Regions from separate parts of the Homo sapiens genome. Here region 2 is linked to region 1. The links are chromatin loops, found by intact Hi-C in ENCODE. Cell type or tissue: uterus. All regions are shown on one strand.

Region 1 (5,000 bases):
AACCCCATCTCTACTAAAAATACAAAAATTAGCCGGGCATGGTGGCACACACCTGTAATCCCAGCTACTCAGGAGTTTGAGGCAGAAGAATTGCTTGAGCCCAGGAGGCAGAGATTGCAGTGAGCTGAGATCATGCCACTGTACTCCAGCCTGGGTGACAGAGCGAGACTCCATCTCAGAAAAAAAAAAGAAAGAAAAGTTTCAGATAAACAACAAATACATTTTTGCACAAATATAACCCAAATATTTCATGGCATGTACTTCTACTAAAAAGTTGCTCATAGTTTATCTGAAATTCAAATGTAATTGGCCATCGTGTATTTTATCTGTAATTTCATGCTTTTAGCATAAGCTTGAAGATGCCATAATATTAATTGGTGGCTCCAAATGAAAATTCATTTAAAAAAAAATACCAGTACAAAATGACCAGACGTGTGCAACTCCTTCTCACTGTATCCTTGTTTGTCTGCCTGTCTATAATATCACTGCCTGAGTCATTATTGTCTTAGAGGGTGGGTGCTGGATCTATTTTATTCTTTTTATAGAATCCTGATGTTGCATTCACATATGCACTTAAAGTATATTTGTCTTGCTGCCTGTGATGTCCAGAAGAAGGAATGGACTTTGGTAATAGTTTTTATAATGTTCCCACAGAAGATTTAAATTCCAAAATGATACCATAGTTTCCCACACTTAAAATTTTACATTTCAAAAAACACCATAAAATTTAAACGTGGAAACTAGTTTTGAACATTTGAAATAAGTTAACATAAAAGTTCAGGTTTTCATTCCCATGCGGTGTGAGTTTGTCCTGGGGCACGGGGTTGTGCAGGGAAAGAAAAGGCAAATATTCTCCAGCAATTTTCCTGGAGATGTATGACTTTTCAAGCAAGAGGAAATAAAAGTGAAGAATGAGACATATCCCCGATCAAATTTTACCTTCAGAAATATTAACTGCTACAGTACACTTACTCCCCGCAACCTCAATGGAGGAGGCCAGATTCCTACAAGCGGGGAGGCCTTGTCTGATTTCATTATATCTTTTCCTCCTTTGCAATCCTGCAAAGTGATACTTTCTCTTTTTTATCAACATGGGTTGTAAGTTCAACGACTGCGCACATTCATGAAAGTGCCAAAGAGATGGGAACCTGTTAGGACTAAAATCCAAGCGTTTTCTTTTGACCGTACCCTGATCCTTGTCTAGATGTTCTTAAAAAACTATGACCTGACTTTTTTATGACTCAGATGTTTGTAAGACCCCTAGATCATTAAGACATATTTAAACATTCTCGTGCCCCTACTCCTCTCCCACAAGATAATGTTTTGTTCTTAGGCAACTGCCAGGAAAGCATTAAAAACATCTAGCACAAGCCCAATTTTCCCAAAAGAATGATTTCTTGTTTGAAGTTTAGGAGAAAAAAAAAATACATTCCTATCACTTCCATTTCTGTGTCTAATTTTTATTTATTTATTTTTAGAATATGTAAAGTATGTATTTTCTTAGAATAGTTAGGCCCTGGGGCATACAACCAATTTACTCACAAACAAACCCTATATTTAAGAGACAGAGTTGTTTTTTTTTTCTGGGAAAATGAAACTGCAGGCTAGGAATTCATTTCTGTCCTCTATTTGTCATTTTCAACTTTGATTAGGATAATAATGCTTTGCTTGTGCAGAAGGCTCTATATAACTAAATAGTGTAAGTGACATGGACCTAAGATGTCTATTTCCTACCAGCTCCTTTCTGCTCTCTACAGGGTTTCTTTGACCATGGAAGGGGGTGCTTCCAGGAGGCATGGGAGGTAGCTGTGGGCTGTGTTAATTTGTTTAAAGGATGGAGAGCCATAGAGAATTCTATTAACATAGATCTTGCTGAAGCATTCAAAATAAGCAGAGATAATACATGAGTTACTGTGAAATCGGGACGTGAGAGCTGGTTCCGATATTGCAATAGGAAACTACTATTCTTTTGCTTGACTGGCATCCTCTTAGACCCTCCAATAACTCTTCTCAATTTTTATGTTCATCTGTATTCTCAGCTCCCAGTGAGCCAGAAAGTTCATGACATGCTCAGGCTGGTAGAAAATGAGAATACCAGTCAGCTCTCCAGAGGGCTCTGCTGGCATAGCTAAGAGCCCCAGGACAGACATGAAATGAAGATCTGGCTGAGAGAGCACTACAGCGCCCAGCTAGAAGATATTAACACAAGCTCTGATTCACATGGGACAGCAAAATATAATCTGTGTGTGACAGGAATCGACACAGCCTTCAACCCTGAGGTGGAGCGAAAGCACCCAGATATGCTTTTGCATTGATGGGAAGTGCAAGCAGAAGGTGAGGGGAGAATTTTGCCCATCACTCACCATCCCCCCCCACACACACATACATAGAGTCATGCCAAAGCATGAAGCAGCACAGAATCCCCAGCATTCAGCCATCCCTGGCACTGAGCCACAGAGAAATTAGTCAAAGGCTCTGAGGGCAGCTAGAGCACAAAGGGTCATTTGTTTTTAGAAACACCAGAAAAAGGACAATATTCTCCAGCTAAACCTTGCCAGCTCCTTGTTTTGCTTTGTTTTCCTCTTGTAGCTCTGATTCTAAATCCCTGAAGTGGTTGAACACTGTGTCTGAGGCCAGAAGCTTTCGTGGGTCACTAGAAAAGAGCCTAGTGAGGGGGAGGAACTGGACTGGAACGTGGAAAGCTGGAATCGGGTCTGACCTGCCCTGCCGCCTTGGCAAATCACTCCTACAGGTAATGAGTGGGCCTCAGCTTTCTCACAACCAAAACTGAGATCCTGATGTGAGTCCCGCTCACCTTAGAGAGGAGAGAGAAAACCATGACCGTGACCGAGGAAGATGCCTCAGGACATAACTTCTGCACAGGGGAGGTTGTCAATTTCCTCTGCAGTATGGATTTATGCTCCTCACCTAACCAGCCTGGACTCCAGTATCCCTATCTGTTTAATATTAAGCTCTCTGAAATGTCTCCACCATAGGTATCTCATTAGTAGAGGACAAGAGACAAAGGTGATTTAATCAAAACAGCCACCACCCCGACAGCAAAACACATTTACTGATTCCTAGAACCACTATCTTTCCTGAAATGTTAGTATGGGGTTGACCCTATTGGTTACATTTGAATTGACTTTTCCATGTTGAGAGAATTAAGGTCAAGAGAATGAACTAACAGCCAGCCAGTTTTTATACAACAACATTTTTGTATTCTTTCCATTGTAGGTTATATTTCTTTAAAGCTCAAATTAAACAGCCACTTATCCTATACCCCATCATCTCTTTAAGTCTCCTTACAGCAGAAAAATTCTGGAGACATTTTCAAAGGTGGAAAATCCAGGCCCAGTACCTAGAGAAATTAAAATATGGAACATTGGCTCAAAGTTCATAATTAAAGGTAGTAAGGAATTTGCAGGTGTGTAGTTTTATCCCGAAGTCAGTAAAAAGAATCATTTTAATGTTGTTAATCAGTGGTTCAGCCTGGGACCTTGTTAAATTGATTTGCAAATGGGAACTTTGAAACATCCTGGAGTGGCCAAGTGTAAAGGAATGAGAGACGGGATGTGGGGCTCTGCGCCTAAGCCACAGTACATTTCCAGCTCCTTTATCCCAAAGGAACAGTCATTGTCAAGCTCAAAAGCCAGGTCTGGACTCAGCTTACAGGTGTCTCCTGGGGACCTGGGGAGGAGCGATTCCCACTGGGTGAATGTCAGCAGAGAATGGTATGCCGGCAAAGGGACACCAGAGAACTCTCTGGTCGTAGGACGGGCAGCAAGACTGCTTCGGTAGATTCAGGACATGATTCTGGGCAGTTAGCAGCCTCTCTCCCCTGCTGTGTGTTAAGAACACTTGAGGATGTTTTCCCTTAGCATTTATGATGCTGAGGAAAAGAGATTTTGGAAACTACCTTGACAAAGAAATTAATGGAGGGTGACATGGGGATTCCAGCAAGGCCAACATACAATTGCCTCATTTTCATGGTATGTCAAATTAGATTTAGGTTTTGGCTACTGTGCTTGTCATGGGGGCTCTAACTCTCACCCAGGGCCAGCATCTCACAAAATTTTATGACTTTACACTGACTTTGACCTCCAAGGACAAGGGCCAGTGGGGAGAAAGACCAGCAGAGGCTCATTCCTCCTCTAGTCTCAACGTCTCTCTCCCTCCCTCTTTCTGGAACTTGTGCTCCTGAGGTGGATGTCTGACTGTGTCTTTGGCCACAGCCAGCCATTTGCACATCTGTTCCTGTGGAGTGACAGGCAGTGGGGGAGCTCACCGCCCACTTCAGGACCCAGACAGCCATGGTCCAGGCACTGCTGTGGGCTGGAGAAAGCTGGAAAGGACCTGCCTGTGGCAGGAATCTCTGGGCCCCTTGACCATGATCTCCACACTCACCACGTGTGTACCAGGAGGGCAGATCCAGACACAGGAGCCAGAAGGAAGCCCACGCGAGCCAACAGAACATAACCTCTGGGCAGGAAGAGGGAAATGCACTCTATTGCCCAGTACCCTAGCATGACTACCTACCATGAGCAGAGGTCTATCCAAACAGGCAGAAAAAACCTGGCACATGTACATTTATCAAACAGTTATGGAGCATCTACTGTACATATTTACCTAGTAGGTACTTGTGGCCAACACTAGCAGTCATCCTCTAATACCCATTCTCCTCTTCCTTAGTCATGAAATGACCACCTAGAATAGAGACTACACCTCCCAGCATCCCTTGCAGCTAGCTGTGACCATGTGACCAAGATCTGGCTAATGGGATGAGAATGGAGGTTCTAGGAGCACCTTTCAGGGAGGAGGCACTTTTTTCACCTAATTCTTCTTTCCTGCTGGCTGGAAGATGTTATTTAGAAGTGATGTCTAGAATTTGAGCCACCTTGGACCTTGTACTGAGGATTTCAAAGCACAAGAGAGGAGAAACCTGGGTCTCTACAGACTTTATAGAGCCCTGAACCAACCCAGGAATTCTAACAAATAAG
Region 2 (5,000 bases), 170 kb before region 1:
GGCTTCTAGGATTGAGATTCTGGACCGTTGAGTAATTGTGTTCCCTTTGCTCTAAGTCCCATCTGTCTTGTTTTGAACCCCTTTCCTGGTGGTTTGTGTGGTGAGCTAACCACTCAACCAGCACTGGGCATCACTGAAGTCTAAACACACAAACACCCTCAGGGATTCGTTTCTAAGCCCTAGAGGGAGAGGAGCGCTGGTATTTCACAGGTCCAGCTCTGGAATTCAGTACTGTCTCTAAACAGGAAGAAGAGATGTTTACAACTGCTGTCTGGCTCAGGGGCCAGCCTGTTTCTCTGAGATGTGTTTGGCAAAACCGGAATTCTAAATTTGATGCAGAAAACAATCACTTGATATTTAAAACAAGGACTAAATGTTTTCCTATTCATTCCATATTCAGCCTTAGTTACTTAGAGGGGTTACTGACAGTGTTGTTTCAAACTCTGCATGGCATTGTGTTAAAAAAGAATGTATTCATTTGTTAGTTAATCGGTCCAGTAAATCTCATTGAATTCTTAGTATCTTCTGAGAGGTGCAAAGAGCTCTTAGACCCAGTTTTACCCTACAAAGAACCTGCAGCCAGCCTGGGGACTCATCATAGGACAGGAAGCTTGTTCATGGTGTTGCTGTTAGCACTGTATCTCCCACATCTAACATGGTGTCTTTAGTACCTTCTAAGTGTTCAACAAATATTTGTCAAATAAACAAATGAAATTAACACCCAGGACGACAGTAAAGCCTTTCCAGGCTGAGAAGTGATACTCCAAGCTAGGTGACTGGGGGAGGCTTCATAAAGGAGGCAGGATTTTAGCAATGCTTTCAGGAGGGAGTAGGACTGGATGCAGCTAGGGAAGTGTGGAAGGGAAAGGGGTTACTTCTTCAGGTAAGGGGGTTCAGATGAGTCCAGCCAGGAGATTGGGAGACCCAGGGCATTTTCGAGAGAGAGAGTGGCTAGAGTGCAAGAGGCCAACTGTGGGGCAAAGCCTGAGAAAGGTGGACTAGGGTAGACTGGGCAGGAGAATGCATACTGGAGGGAGGCATCTGAAATCACTTCCGACGCCACTTCACCACGTAGTTAGGAAAAGAGAATTATGAGTAAACAGAGAGGTGTGGCCAGGGAGAACTACAGAGAGAGCCGGACTGAGCACAGGGACCCGGGTGGGCCCCATTCCCACGGGCTTGGTACTGTGATGCTCCGCATTTCCTGCCTTGATTTTAACCTTTAGAAAAAGGGAAAATTGTTCAAAAACCTGACTTCCTATGTAGTATTCCAAGTGAGTCATAGGACTGTTATGTTTACAGCTAATTTTGATATAAAGATATGACTAGGAAGGGGGATAGGTCTCAGAGCCCCAGGAGGCTGCTCTTGCTGAAAATGGTCTGAGGCGGGAGACCCAGCACCCCATCTCCCCTCTCCTTGCAGTCATGCCATGGGAAGGAAGACTGCAAGGGGCCTGGTACGCACCAGCCTTCGCACTGTGGGGCCTCACAGCACAAAGGGTGTGTATGTATGATGTGTACTGTGTGTGTGTGTATGTGGTGTACGGGTGTGTGTGTGGTCTGTTTGTGTGTAAGAGGGAGTGTGTATGTGTATGTATGATGTATGTCAGTGTGTGTATGTACATGTGGTGTTGGGGAGTATATGTAGCAGGCATGAAGCGGGTGTGTGTGTGTACGTGGTGTGGGTGTGTATGGTGTGTTTGTGTGTGTGGAGTGTGTATGCGCATGTGTGATGTGAGCGTGTATGTGTGGTGTTGGGGAGTGTATGTATGGGGTGTGAGGGGTGTGTGTGTATGTGGTGTTTGTGTCGAGGGAGTATGTGTATGTGTGATGTGTGTATGTGTGGTTTTCGGGAGTGTATGTATGGGGTGTGAGGGCTGTGTGTGTGTGGTGTGGGTGTGTGTAGTGCGTGTGTGTGTGGAGTGTGTATGCACATGTGTGATGTGAGTGTGTGCACATGTGGTGTTGGGGGTGTATATGGGGGTGTGGGGGAGTGTGTGTGATGTGTATATGTGAGAGCATGTGTATGTGTGTTTAGGGGTTTCTGAGCACTGAGAGAGTTTGAGGAAGAGAAGAAGTGATGTGGGGCCTGGACTACACCAGCGTTCTCCCAAGCAGGCCCTGTGTATGTGGAGAGCTGATCTTTCCTTGGTGTCTTTGTGGATTTTCAGCTAAACTCAATAATCTCAAAGATAGTAAAAAACAAAAACAAAAAAACACACCAAAAAACCAAGTTAGTCAGGAGAGCTACAAAAAACAAAAACCCTCATGAGATTAGATTTCTCAATAAAATAGTTACAAGAAATTGTTCACACTCCAGGAGAAGGAATTTTTTCTACAGCTAGCTTTCGTATCAATGTTGCAACCTTCTTTTTCATCTAAGTTGGAACTATCAGCCCCCACCCCACGCCTCCCCAGGCTGTGTGTCCCTGCACCTTAGCCTGCATGGAGTTCTTTTGCATCTGAGCAGGCTGTGACCTCCTGGATGGTGGGAACTGATTCATTTCCATAGAGCATTTCTTGGCACAGAGCAGGTGCTCAGTTTTGGATCTGAATGGGATCCAGGAGGGACTTTGAAGTGCAGTCTCCTTGTGGGGGTTCTCCCTACCATGAGCTGCAGAAGAGAGACTTGTTTATTATCTCACAGATAACTGGATTCAAATGCATGTGTGCATGCGCACACACACACACACACTCCCCACACACCCATTACAAAAACTAGCATTACTTTTGGAGATCATGTGATCTGTTTCAGTGTCAAGAAATAGGCACATTTTCTTAATACAGCATAATCTATTCCATGCTAATACAGTGTAATTCTCTTCTACAGAATTCATGCTTTACACATTAATGTACTGAAAGGTGTCAGTGTCACTTGCCCCACATTCCTCCTCACCCCACAATTCTGCTCACCCTCCAGTGGACTCCAGGCTGTCCTCTGGACCCAAAACCCATGGTTAGGACACTCAGGATCAGTCAGGACCATGGAACCATAGATAGCAACACGAAGCCCTACAGAAGCTTTTGAAGGCTGCTTTTCTGTCTGCTGGGTACATCACTTTCCAGAGGGGCATTTCAGATTCTTTCTTCCCATTAGAGAAAAAGGGGATACAAGAATTTGTAACCTTTTTGTGCAAGAATTACACATACCCTCTACCTTGTTAGGGTCTGTGGTGGGGAGGCAATGAGGGGAGTGGGGTGAAGGGAATTGGTTACAGAAACAAACTTCCAATTATAAAAACAGGATAGCACAAACATGTCACAGAAGTTTTGAGTAAGGAGAAGGTAGGTCACTGAAATGCTTAGGGAAGGATTCTCCAAGTGCTAAGATGGGGGTCCAAATGATTGAGCAGGATTTGGGTAGATGGAGAGCCTGGGGACAGGGAAGGAGAGGGAGGGCATTCCTAGCATTCCTGAGTGGAGGGTCAGCAAAGGCCAGAGCTAGGAATGGACACAGTTTATGTGGGGTCAGGGCTCCCACATGACCACTCTCTGTCCAGAGGGGAGAAGTTAGTGCATGAGAGCCTTGTAAACACTGTGCGTGCACATGTGTTTGAATAGAAATCATTGTTTGCCCACCCTGCCTCTGAAATACCTTTGCCTCCCTTTCCTTAATCTGAAAAATATAGCATTGAGTATGAGTAATGACGACAATATCTCACATGTATGAAAGCGCAATTTAAAAGAGGCTTTCATATCTTTGCCTAATTTGTGACATTATATCGCTGACTCATTTGAAGCGCTGCAACATATACCCACTTCTTGAGGTGTGAGGAATGCTTATCAGTTTAGTGTTGCATTTGTAAAATGCCATTTATTTAAAAGTATTGCTAAAATATTCCTTGTGTGCTCTAAGGAACTAGTAAGATTCTACATTTAGTACTTATTTGCTTTCAGAAGTGTGCTTCCTCCAGAAAGCCTGAGGAGGAGAAGCAAGAACATCTATCTTTTTATTAATTTATTTATTTAGAGATGAAATCTTGCTCTGTCACCCAGGCTGGAGTGCAATGGCGCGATCTCGGCTCACTGCAACCTCCGCCTCCCAGGCTCAAGTGATTCTCCTGCCTCAGCCTCCCAAGCAGCTGGGACTACAGGTGCCCACCAAGATGTCCAGCTGTTTTTTGTATTTTTAGTAGAGATGGGGTTTCACTAGGTTGGCCAGGCTGGTCTCGAACTCCTGACCTCATGATCCACCCACCTCTGCCTCCCAAAGTGCTGGGACTACAGGAATGAGCCACTGTGCCCAGCCAAGAACATCTGTCTTTCAGAAGCACAGGGACTGAGCAGGGTGAGTGAGCTGTTGCCATTCCAAATCTCCTATTTCAACACCAAGGGTGGAAAGGAGCTGGGAATGTGGGGTGCAGGAATGCAACCCCAGGTCCCCAACTTCCCAACCTGTCCAAATAAGGGAAAAGCACCATTCAGCAAAACCAATCTAACAATCTCCAGCTAGAAGGGGCTGAACCAATATTTTTCCATCTGTTTGTTGAAAGCTCCATGCTGTGGGGTATCATGAGTGCGTCTTCCTTCTCCGAAGTTGTCCCCACTGGGCTGTGATATAAAGCAAGCCTGTGGCCCCGGTGTGTGGAACAAGGTATTCTTGAAGACTGTTTAGATTTGCTGGGAATTTCCTGCTGCCCTGGAGACTCAGGAAACCAGGGCTATGCCCAGGTCACTGCCCATGACTGGTGAAGGAATGTGACTCGACCCTGAGGTTTAAACTTCACAGTTGAAGAGAGGATTCTGAGTTTTAACTTTCCAGGTGAGGAGTCACTAAAAAAGTACTGTATTTTTTCAAGTAACCACCCTTTTTTGAATGCTTACTATAAGCCAGGTTCTGTGCTTAGTTGAGAGTTTTCCACCATCTAATCCTCAATAAGATACATGTTATTACTCCATTTCATACGTGAGAAACCTGAAAACCAGAGACGTTGAGCAGCTTACCCAAGATCTTACAGCTAATAAACTACAGCACTGTGACTTTCACATAGGTTTCTCTA

What was found. Hi-C counts contacts between places; a loop is a spot of excess contacts. Peaks named below come from ENCODE experiments on the same cell type or tissue, not always from the same donor. Only the 100,000 strongest peaks of a DNase experiment are listed, where the experiment ranks them.
Region 2: a loop joins it to region 1, with 2.6 times the contacts of the local background. A loop is called at or near these places in 7 of 110 quality-filtered maps.

What each region holds. Positions count from the first base shown.
Region 1 is chr6:11,249,316-11,254,315 of GRCh38, reverse strand. It overlaps a transcript of NEDD9 not described here. Among named protein-coding and RNA genes, the nearest start is that of NEDD9, 19 kb to the right of the region's middle. In uterus, no CTCF peak of the experiment used is centred here; DNase peaks (open chromatin) are centred at 2,445 and 4,131; H3K27ac peaks cover 4,577 bases.
Region 2 is chr6:11,424,207-11,429,206 of GRCh38, reverse strand. All of the region lies in intron 1 of LOC105374928 (a long non-coding RNA gene), which reads right to left. LOC105374929 (a long non-coding RNA gene) reads right to left here. Exons shown (of 3, transcript XR_926485.3): 2 at 2,436-2,614. Among named protein-coding and RNA genes, the nearest start is that of TMEM170B, 110 kb to the left of the region's middle. In uterus, no CTCF peak of the experiment used is centred here; DNase peaks (open chromatin) are centred at 2,426 and 4,617; H3K27ac peaks cover 3,064 bases.